2 separate regions of the Homo sapiens genome follow, and region 2 is linked to region 1. Evidence: chromatin loops called from intact Hi-C (ENCODE). Cell type or tissue: HCT116. All regions are shown on one strand. Each heading gives the region's core, and the rest is flanking DNA. Links, peaks and the distances in the headings are about the cores only.

Evidence for each region. Peaks named below come from ENCODE experiments on the same cell type or tissue, not always from the same donor. Only the 100,000 strongest peaks of a DNase experiment are listed, where the experiment ranks them.
Region 2: it touches region 1 in a loop (10-fold over the local background); 2 of 110 quality-filtered maps call a loop at or near these places.

The regions. Positions count from the first base shown.
Region 1 is chr19:9,203,481-9,209,275 of GRCh38, forward strand. It overlaps the pseudogene OR7E25P and a transcript of OR7E24 not described here. Among named protein-coding and RNA genes, the nearest start is that of OR7D4, 13 kb to the right of the region's middle. In HCT116, for the core only: a CTCF peak has its summit at 2,211 (motif pointing right); a DNase peak (open chromatin) is centred at 2,231.
Region 2 is chr19:9,844,148-9,849,942 of GRCh38, forward strand. PIN1 (peptidylprolyl cis/trans isomerase, NIMA-interacting 1) reads left to right here. Exons shown (of 4, transcript NM_006221.4): 3 at 3,883-3,993; 4 at 4,943-5,542. The coding sequence ends at 5,052. Among named protein-coding and RNA genes, the nearest start is that of PIN1, 12 kb to the left of the region's middle. RefSeq lists enhancers at 3,328-3,879, 3,880-4,429. In HCT116, for the core only: CTCF peaks have their summits at 3,115 (motif pointing left), 4,093 (motif pointing right) and 4,295; a DNase peak (open chromatin) is centred at 3,094; H3K27ac peaks cover 415 bases.

The DNA of each region.
Region 1 (5,795 bases), core at 305-5,304:
GTCTCACTCTGTCATCCAGACTGGAGTGCAATGGTGTGAACTTGGCTCACTGTAACCTCCACCTCTGGGCTCAAGTGATCCTCCCACCTCAGCCTCCCAAGTAGTTGAGACCATAGGCACATGCCACCACGCCAGCTAATTTTTGTATTTTTAGTAGAGACGGGGTTTTGCCATGTTGTCCAGGCTGGTCTCAAACTCCTCAGCTTAAGTGATCCTCCCGCCTTGGCTTCCCAAAGTGCTGGGATGACAGGCATGAGCCACTGCGCCTAGCCAATATTTCTTATTTTATATTTTTACTGAAAAGAGTACGCTGTATTTTAATGTGATCATGAATTTTCTCAAATGTTCTTGCTCTTCTCACTTTGTTCAGTCAAGGGTCTCTAAGGTAAGTGTCTACAGAATCAGGTGACTAACACACCAATCAATTACAAAAGGACTTGTAGCAAATTGGGTTTTACGGACACAAAGATGGGAAAAACAGTGGGGACTGCTTGATGGGGGAGGGTGGGGGTTTATGGGGTGGAAGTCTATCTATCCAGTACTAAGCCCACTACCTTGGTGTTGGGATCATTGCTGCACCAAACCTTTACCGACACATTATTTACTCATGTAACAAGCCTGCATATGTATTCTGTGAGTCTAAAATAAAAAAAAAGAAAATTAGGGTTTTCAAAACTGAGAAATATGGCTGAGGGTATATGATCCTCAAATGTGAAAACATTAATTGTAAATTGCTTGTATCCAAAATATAGACACAGTGCTGGGTGCTGATTTTGTCCTTTCCTTTTTTCCAATTCTCTTTTTCTCAATTGTGTCCAAGATACACAGAGCCAGAGAATCTCACAGGTGTCTTAGAATTCCTGCTCCTGGGACTCCCAGATGATCCAGAACTGCAGCCCGTCCTCTTTGGGCTGTTCCTGTCCATGTACCTGGTCATGGTGCTGGGGAACCTGCTCATCATTCTGGCCGTCAGCTCTGACTCCCATCTCCACAGCCCCATGTACTTCTTCCTCTCCAACCTGTCCTTGGCTGACATCGGTTTTGCCTCTACTACTGTCCCCAAGATGATTGTGGACATCCAGGCTCATAGTAGACTCATCTCTTACGTGGGCTGCCTGACTCAGATGTCTTTTTTGATCTTTTTCGCATGTATGGAAAGTCTGCTCCTGATTGTGATGGCCTATGACCGGTTCGTGGCCATCTGTCACCCCCTGCACTACCAAGTCATCATGAGCCCACGACTCTGTGGCTTCTTAGTTTTGGTGTCTTTTTTTCTTAGCCTTTTGGACTCTCAGCTGCACAATTTGATTGTGTTACAACTTACCTGCTTCAACGATGTGGAAATCTCTAATTTTTTTCTGTGACCCTTCTTAACTTCTCAAGCTGGCCTGTTCTGACACCTCCATTAATAACATGGTTGTATATTTTATTGGTGCCATATTTGGTTTTCTCCCTCTCTTAGGGATCCTTTTCTCTTACTATAAAATTGTTTCCTCCATTCTGAGAGTTCTCTCTTCAGGTGGGAAGTATAAAGCCTTCTCCACCTGCAGCTCTCACCTGTCAGTTGTTTGCTTACTTTATGGAACAGCCCTTGGAGGGTACCTCAGTTCAGCTGTGTCCCTTTCCTCCAGGAAGGGTGCAGTGGCCTCAGTAATGTACATGGTGGTCACCCCCATGCTGAACCCCTTCATCTACAGCCTGAGAAACAGGGACATTCAAAGTGCCCTGCAGAGGCTGCACGGCAGAATAATGTAATCTCCTTATCTGTTGCATCTTTTTTGTAGTATTGGTTGGAAAAGGCAGAGCTTTGATACAAAATATCAAGACCTTTAAATCCTTCCCCCTTGGTTACATTATATTTATTGCTTGATAGGTTCAATTCCTCTCCATGTTTCATATGTGAATGTGGGCGGCAAGCCACCAGGGGCCGAGGCAAGAGACCGAGGGCACGAGCTGTTCCAGCATAATAAAGAAAATATATAAAATAAGAATAGTTATACTAGATATAGATCATAGATATGATTATATATGAACATCATTAATCATTAGTTTGTAGCAATTACTCTTTAGTCCAATATTAATCTTCACTCTACAATCATAACCTAGGAAAAACCAGGCCATACAGAGATAGGAGCTAAAGGGACATGGTGAGAACTGACCAGAAGACAAGTGTGAGCCCTCTGTTATGCCCGGACAGGGCCACTAGAGGGCTCCATGGTCTAGCGGTAACGCCAGTGCCTGGGAAGGAGCCCCGTTACCTTGCGGATCTTGGTCTAGCAGTAGGGTCAGTGCCTAGAAAAAGCACTCCTTACTCAGCTGACCGGGAAAAGGAGTCTCTCTTTTCCCGGGGGAGTTTAGAGAAGACTCTACTCCTCCACCTCTTGTGGAGGGTCTGACATCAGTCAGGCCTGCCTGCAGTTATGCGGAGGCCTGTTTCCCTGTGATGCTGTGCTTCAGCGGTCACGCTCCTGTTTCACTTTTATGTTCCACCCTGTACAACTGGCTCTGCCTTCTAGACAGCAGTAGCAGAATTAGTGAAAGTACTAAAAGTCTCCGAAATGCAGAAATAATGGTGTAAGCTGTCCTCTCTCTCTCCGCCTCGGCTGCCAAACAGGGAAGGGCCCCCTGTCCAGTGGACACGTGACTTGTGTGACCTTACCTATCATTGGAGATGGCTCACACTCCTTACCCTGCCCCCTTGTCTTGTATCCGAAAAATAACAGTGCAGCCAGGCATTTGGGCCACTACCGGTCTCCGCGCCTTGGTGGTGGTGGTCCCCCCGGGCCCAGCTGTCTTTTCTTCTCTTTGTCTTGTGTCTTTATTTCTACAATCTCTTGTCTCCACACACGGGGAGAAAGACCCACAGACCCTGTAGGGCTGGTCCCTACATGTGAATATTGTTTCCATTGTTTTGTCTTTAATTGGAATGTGAAGGTATTCTGGAATTCTTTGTTTATTGCAAAAATTCGTGGCTGAATCCAGTATACCTGGACAGCCTCCTTTAGTTTCCGAGCAATGACCCTGGTATCTAGGTGAAATCACAACCCTGTTTTTATATATAAGAAGTCCTTGCTTAAAGTCAATAGCATCTTGGAAACTGCAACCTTAAGGAAATGATATACAGCAGGTCCTCAAGTAAAATTGTTTTGTTCAAAGTCCATTAGTTATATTGTTGATAAGGAAAAACACACGGTTTCATTATAAATCATTTCACTTAAATCACAGTTTCCAAAAACATATTGAGGGTGTTAATTGAGGACTTACTGTATTTCAAATTTAAGTTAATTTTCACAGTTCGTGTGGAAATTATTTACATATTACATCTGTAAAATCACTTTAAGCAGGCTATGTGTGACGAACTTGTTCACGAGCCCTCAACCTTGGCTTTTATTGACCTCACCTGGGGAGCTTACAAATGATGATGGCTGGGCTCTCTTACCCAGAGATTTTGATTTACTTGAACCTGTGTGGGTCTGAGAGGTTTTAAAAGCACCAGTGATAGTTCAGACGATGAAGTTCTTCAAGGGATCAAGCTCAAATGGGTAAGCTACTAAAGAGCTGATTGCAGCACTAGACAATGTAATTTTCTTCAACTGTCTTCTTCAAATTCATTATCCTTCAGCAATATACAGATTGTCATTATGCTGGGAATTTTTAGTAAGCACTTGGAATTTGTTGAAAATGTTGATTTATATACGTATAGATTTTCTTCGGATTTCACTCTTGTGCGTACTGAAAGGGAAAATAGAAAAGGATAACATGGTAACAACATCCCTAAAACTTCACATGCTATAACTGATTTTTAAAAATTTGTTTAGTTTTCTTTCTTTTTTTATGAAGTGTGGGGTAGGTACACAAAGTTATACTATTCAGCCTTTAAGAAATGAAAGTGAGTCATTTGCAGCAACATGGATTTAAGTGAAATAAGCCAGGCATGAAAAGACAAATATGGCATGTTCCCACTCATACCTATGAGCTAAAACAGTGAATCTTGTGAAGGTACAAGGTAGAATGGTAATTACTAGAGGCTGGTAAGGGAAGGAAGGAGTGGAGCATGAAAAGATGTTTACAGGGTACAAAAATGCAGTTAGATAGAAGAAATAAGTTCCAGCGTTTCCTAATACAGTAGGGGAATTCTAGTTAGTGGTAATTGATTGCATATTTCAAAGTAGCTAGGAGAGAAGATTTGTATTGTTCTCATTATTCTGGTTTCTAAGCCATTGTCTTTCTGTTCCCTTCCCGCCTTTCTCTACTCAGCTCTTTCATGCTAGGTTGGGGCTCTTGAAGTTATTGCTCTGTTTTCCATCTGGTGTTCTTGTTACAGACTTTCATGAACACTGAATTTTACTACACTGAAATTCGGTATACTTTGCGACCACCTTCTAGTATACCCCTATGCCTGCCTCAGTGTTTAGAGGCTGCTGCCTTCAGTTACTGTCTCTGTTACCACATTGTGTCCTTTAGCCTTTGTCCTGCAGTAACAATCAAGCCAACTCCCTCTGTTCAATTCTCTTCATAATAAGTAGATTAGTTATTCAAAATAACTAGATTAGTTTCTATTTTTTTTTTTTTTTGAGATGGAGTCTCCCTCTGTCACCCAGGCTGGAGTGCGGTGGCATGATCCCGACTCACTGCAACCTCCACCTCCCAGGTTCAAGCAATTCTCCTGACTCAGCCTCCCGCGTAGCTAGGATTACAAGGACCGCCCACCACGCCTAGCTAATTTTTGTAATTTTAGTGGAGACGGGGTTTTGCCATGTTGGCCAGGCTCGTCTGGAACTTCCGACCTCAGGTGATCCACCTGCCTCGGCCTCCCAAAGTGCTGGGATTACAGGCATGAGCCGCGTGCCCAGCCCTGGTTTCTATTCCTGACCTAACCTTGACTGAGGAACAAAAGTATGTTGGAGTTGTCTGCAAGGGGAATATTTTAAAAATGTGCTGATGAAATAAAGCTGCTTTTAAAACATATGTCTTTGTGAAGAGAGTCCAACTGAAGTTTAAGTGGCAGTGCCCTATTTCCGGTTGCTGTGTGACTCTAGTGATGTCTAGGGATTGTTAAATCACCAGTTTCATCATAAATAATTTCAGGGTTTTCTTCTTTTACTTTACACTGAGCTACCAAAAGTCCATGTCACCAGCAAACATGAACTCTCCTTTATTTCACATAAATGATAGTCAAAGAATTTGATAAGTGGGACATTAATGCTGCCTTTTTTTTTTTTTTTTTTTGAGACAGAGTCTTGCTCTGTTGCCCAGGCTGGAATGCAATGGCATGATCTTGGTTCACTGCAACCTCCGCCTCCTGGGCTCAAGTGATTCTCCTGCCTCAGCCTCCCAAGTAGCTGGGACTACAGGCACACACCACCATGCTCAGCTAATTTTTGTATTTTTAGTAGAGATGGGGTTTTGCCATGTTGTCCAGGCTGGTCTCGAACTCCTGACCTCAAGTGAGCCACCCACCTCGGCCTCCCAAAGTGCTAGGACTACAGGCGTGAGGCACTGTGCCTGGCCTAATGCTGCTTTTTGATGTCACATGGTGGACTCTCCCCACTGGTAATGCTTTGTTGTTGGCACTTTTATTTTAATATTTAGAAGAGTGCTATGATGGATTAATACCTTGTGATGGGAAATGTTTGGATTGTTTGGATGGTTCACAGTAGCCAACCAAAAGCGATGTGACAAACTTCAATCGGGATAGAATATACAGATGGTAGAAAAAATGTGGGATTTATGGACCCTTCATCACTCATATATTGGGCTCTTAAACGTGGGACTTTTGATAACTCAGAGGTCCT
Region 2 (5,795 bases), core at 416-5,415, 640 kb after region 1:
GCCACACTGGAGGTTAGGGCTTTAACACATGAATTTGGGGTGACACAAACATTGAGTCCATAACGGATGGGCAGCTTGGATCTGTCAGGGGCCTGCTCTGCAACAGCCACTGCTTAAGCGGTCACTGATTCACTCCTTGGAACAGGCTCCAACGTGGGAGCAGCGGTTACCCCATTTTACAGGCCAGTTGAGTGAGGCTCCAAGAGGTAAAGTCACCTGCCAGACTCTCATTGTTCAGGAGCAGCAGAGGTAGGATCTGGACCTGATGGAGTCTGGAGTCAGCACCCATAACATGTCCTCCTGGACCTTGGGGATACACTGTGAGCAGGCTGGCTGGGGTCTGCCAGCACAGATAGGTGCCATTCTGTTTTGCATACTATTTCAGGGGGTCCTGAACACCTTGAAGCAGGTGGAGGCCCCTGCTCCAGACTGGGAGCTCCTGGAGAGGCCACCCTGTGTCTGTGTGGTTCTAAGCTGGAGCCACATCGAATCAGGATGGGGCTCCAGCACCCGACAGTCCCCATCAAATTTCACAGGTTTTGGCGCCGTCGGGCAAGGCTGACACATTGTCTTGGAGGAGGCCCAGGAAGTCTGGCCTTAGGGTCGCAGCCTGAGTTTCAGGCAGATAGGGCATGAGATTCCAGCATTTCTGCTTCGAGCCCCGTGGTAGATCCCTGTCTCCCTCCTTCCCCATGGCCTATTTCTGTCTCATTTATTCATTAACTTCTTGAACATTCGTGAACACCTGTTTTGTGCACAGTGCTGGGTTCTGAGGGTGCAGCAATGAAGAAGGCCAACCCAGCAGCCTCCATTCCTGCACTGTGAGGCGGGCAAGCAACACACCAATGGGACGGTAGTAAATGCAGCACCCAGGGGGAGGCACCTAACACAGTGGGGGATTAGGGGAGGCTTCTTGGGGAGACCAGAGGATAGCTGATGAGTTTCAGGCAGGACAAGAGGCTTAAACCAAGGTCTGCGAGGTGGGAGTCGGAGGATGTCATTGTCGCGGGGTCAGGTACAGGCTGAGCTAACAAGACACACAGGACCAAACCCCTCAAGGTCAGCCTCACAGAGCAGGAACTCAGGAAGAAAGCGTTTTTGTTTGTTTGTTTGTTTGTTTGTTTGTTTGTTTGAAATGGAGTTTCGCTCTTGTTGCCCACGCTGGAGTGCAGTGGCAACGATCTCAGCTCACTGTACCTTCTACCTCCCAGTTTCAAGAGAAAGCGTTTTTTTGTTTGTTTGTTTGTTTGTTTGTTTGTTTGAAATGGAGTTTCGCTCTTGTTGCCCACGCTGGAGTGCAGTGGCAACGATCTCAGCTCACTGTACCTTTCTACCTCCCAGGTTCAAGAGAAAGCGTTTTAAAAAAAAAAATCATTCCAGCTACTTGCGAGGCTGAGGCAAGAGGATTGCTGCAGCCCAGGGGTTTGAGGCCAGCCTGAACAATAAAGTGCGACCCCATCTCTGCAAAAGGAAAACAAAAACAGTCATTGCAGGCTCCCATCATAGCAGAAAATTTTCCAAGAGAGCTGGCAGGTCAGAGGCAGATCTGGGTGATATGAGCTATTGGTGTGCCAAAGTGTGGCTTTTATTTGTTTTTAAGTGGTATGGCTTGCACACTATGTGTGTGAGAGAGGACAACTTGGGCGGGCTGTCCAATTTCAGGGATCCCTGTGGCTGTGTCCCCAGCCCTGGCCGCTGGGGGCTGTGGCAAGGTGATGCTTGTTCAGGGCCTGGGCCTGGCTCCTCAGACGCTCAGTGCCTGCAGGCAGTCCTGCTTCCCCGAAGTAGGTGGGTACCTCTGGGGGCACCGTGCGATCCCCTGGCTGGCTTAGTGGTCCAGACAGAAGGGGGGACAGGGGACTCCAGTGCTCTGTGCCTAAGGCCAAGGAGATACCTAGAAGTTCAGGGAGAGGAGGGGTGGGAGGGGGTCCTAGCAACATCTGGTTTAAGTCGGAGTCACTGGTGGATGTGTCTGGCACAGAGGAGGACCCCGTGGCAGCCCTGGAAGCGGGGCATTCTGATCAAACCAGGGCATCACGGGCAGAAGCCTCTGTAATGTGCCATCCCAACAGAAGCTGGGGCCCTGTATGGCATCGATGTCCCTGTCAGACCAGGACACGTGGGCCGGCAGGGCCAAGGATAGGGAGAGCAGAGCAGTAGAGGCTGCGTCATCCCTGGGATGCAGTCCCCATGGAGGGGAAGAATGATGACAGCAAGGGACGTTGGTCAGGGTCCTGCTCGGTGCCGGGCACTATGCTGCATGTCACAGCCACTGGCACAAGACTGTCAGGCGGAGGGGCACAGGGATGTCAGGGCAGCAGGTCGTGGTGACATCCAGCTCAGATACCAGGACACTGGTGGCTGCCATGACGTGCAGCCAAACAGGGAGCTATGGCTGTGCTCTCACGGTGGTACCATTTCCACTGCAGTCCCAAGCAGGTTAGAGCGTGAGGCCGAGGGGCCCTGGGGACACTTGGATCAGTCCAGTGTGTTCAGCAGGTGCCACGGTTGGGTGTCCAGGCCTCCCAGCACTGGCTAGGTCACCCAGCAGTGTTCCCGTGGGTCTCCAACAGGCTCCAGGCCAGTGTATCAGCTATGTATGTCCTGGGCAAGTTGGCCGGCAGGTGTGTCATGGCATCATTTAGGTCAGAAGGAGCAAGGGTAGAAGTGTCAGGGTGACATTAAGAAACCCCCTACTGAGTGTGTCAGGGTGACCTTCACGTTGGAGAGAAGAACTGGTGTCCCTGGAGAGTGGCTGCCAGGCCTTAGGGTACACGGGGCGGGTGCAGTTCACCCAGAGGGCTGCCCTGGCTTGCTGGGGCTGTCGCACCACTGGCCTAGGGAGGACACTGGAAGGGACGCCCGTTTGTGTCAGAGCAAGAGGATTGGGGTAGGGCAGGCTTTGGCCCATGGGCACCTTCCTGGGGGTGGCCTGGAGTCAGGAAGGCGGTAGCCATTCCTCCTGACCTGGCACGTGCACAAGACTGCATACACACACTTGCTCACACACAGTCACACCACACACACCACGTGCACACACACGCAGCCCTCCCCACTTGGCTTCCGAAACGTGAGTCACTCAGATGCTACTCTGCTGCCGTCTTGCCCCCTCTGCTGGCAGCCCTGTTCCTCCTAACTCCACCAGCCCTGGCCTCCTCCGCCTCCTGGAGAGTCAGAGCCGATGGGCTAGTTTGGGCCACACAGGGTGGGGCCACCCTGAGTTCTGCCAGCATGCAGACTGTAGGTGGGGAGCCGGGAGAAGAGCTATGTTGCCTGCCTCTGGGACCCTGGGGCTACAGCCCACGAGTGTCCCTTGCAGAGCCCACCAGGGTGCCTTGGAGGCCCATCCCAGTGCCAGGCTGTTCTTCCCAGATGGGACAGCTGGGGCCACAGGCTGCCGTGGCAGTGCTGGGCTTTCTCTGGACAGCTCTCCCACCTCTGCCCAGGGGGCCCGGGGGGCCAGCCCCCTGCCTGGGTCAGCCTCTCCCTGCCTGCTGCTCTCCTCTGGCCCATCCAGCTTGTATGTAGATTTTCCCTCACGTGTGTGTGTGTGTGTGCATGTGTGTGTGCTGGTGAGAGTGACAGCGGGAGCAGGGATGTGAGACCTGCAGGGTGGCAGGGCTCATGGATGACTGGCGGGGTGCATTAAGTGCTCATGCTCGTGAAAGGCACCTCTTCTTGGGTGTGGGTGAGGACAGGTGTGACTGCGCATGCAGGTATGTGTGAGGAGAGGGGTTGTGGGGAGCATGTGCGCCTGTGAGGGGAGGCTTTCCAACTGAAGTGCTGCCTCCCCCGCTGGCCAGCTCTGGAGTCCTCCATCCTGTCTGGTCAGGCCCCCCCCAACCCCTGACCTGGCACTCCCATTCCGTTCCATGTCCACAGGCTACATCCAGAAGATCAAGTCGGGAGAGGAGGACTTTGAGTCTCTGGCCTCACAGTTCAGCGACTGCAGCTCAGCCAAGGCCAGGGGAGACCTGGGTGCCTTCAGCAGAGGTGCGCAAGGAATGGGCCTCACCAGGTTGGGGGACCCTTACCACCCTGAGGGGTAGAGGCCAGGAGGGTCTGGGCATTGGGCTCCCAGGTGCCACACCGGCCTTCGGGGTCCAGCAGGTGGCAGCACAGCCCCTTCCTCAGGCTTCAGAGGCTGCTCTGCTGGGCAGGGCCAGGGCCACACAGGGAGGGGGGCTGCAGCACTTTCTTCCTGGCATCATCTCTACCCTGGGGGGCATGGTCTCTTGTGTGTCTGTGCACAGATGTCCTCATCCCAGGCCCACCAAGGTGGGTACATCCTGTCCTCTGCCTCTTCCTTTTTGTGGTTTAAGGTTGAGGGCCCTGAGAGTCCCAGGGCCTGTCCCCCAGAATCCCTCTCAAAGGTGGGGAAACCAGGGGTGAGAGGAGGTGGCCCTGAGTTTAGGCCTGTCTGGCCAGGACAGTGGAAATCAGGGACAGAGGGGACTAGGCCTCCTCCTCTTCCTCCTCTTCAGTCCTCGGGGTCTACAGAAAAACATCAGGGAGAGGCCAGGATGGGTTGCAGGGTGTGGTGTGCAGGTGTCTTAGTGGGGTGGGGCGGCAGCATGGGGCCAGCAGCTGCCCACCTCCTCCGAGGAGGCTGGTGGGACAGATGACATGGCAGGGCTGGGAACCAGGCCCAGGGAGACGAGTTCACTACCGAAGTGGCCCCTAAATGCACGGCGGCGGCCGTAGCCCTGCCTGCTATCCTTCATGCTGTCCTCGGGCTTCCCAGGGCCTCCTTAATGGCCCTGCCACCCCCAGCTGGGCCGCCGCTCAGCACTGGCAATAAACATGGTGACGGATGAGTGTGGACGAGTGTGAGGCTCAGCGCAGGCAGGAGCCCCATCTGTCGCGGCTGCCACCCGCCCTGCCTCATCCTGGCCTCTGCCAGCCCAGCCCTGACACCCCCACCGCCCCTCCTGGCTCCCAGGTCAGATGCAGAAGCCATTTGAAGACGCCTCGTTTGCGCTGCGGACGGGGGAGATGAGCGGGCCCGTGTTCACGGATTCCGGCATCCACATCATCCTCCGCACTGAGTGAGGGTGGGGAGCCCAGGCCTGGCCTCGGGGCAGGGCAGGGCGGCTAGGCCGGCCAGCTCCCCCTTGCCCGCCAGCCAGTGGCCGAACCCCCCACTCCCTGCCACCGTCACACAGTATTTATTGTTCCCACAATGGCTGGGAGGGGGCCCTTCCAGATTGGGGGCCCTGGGGTCCCCACTCCCTGTCCATCCCCAGTTGGGGCTGCGACCGCCAGATTCTCCCTTAAGGAATTGACTTCAGCAGGGGTGGGAGGCTCCCAGACCCAGGGCAGTGTGGTGGGAGGGGTGTTCCAAAGAGAAGGCCTGGTCAGCAGAGCCGCCCCGTGTCCCCCCAGGTGCTGGAGGCAGACTCGAGGGCCGAATTGTTTCTAGTTAGGCCACGCTCCTCTGTTCAGTCGCAAAGGTGAACACTCATGCGGCCCAGCCATGGGCCCTCTGAGCAACTGTGCAGCACCCTTTCACCCCCAATTAAACCCAGAACCACTGCTCTGCTCTCCTGTGTCTCATTTCTCCTCAGGGAAGCATAGTGGGGAAGATGTCGTGGGGAGGGGATCATAGCCCCCCCATCCTAAGGGTCCCAGCTGCAAGTTCTCCCCCGAGGCTTCCCCTTGCCCTGGGCCAGGGGGAGTCACAGCAGCTGGCTCTTGGGGACATGGGCACTGTCCAGCTGCCCAGCACCCTGAGATCTGCTTCCCTGCCATCTCAGGGGCTTCCAGAAGGTTCGTGGGTCCAACCCGGCACCTGG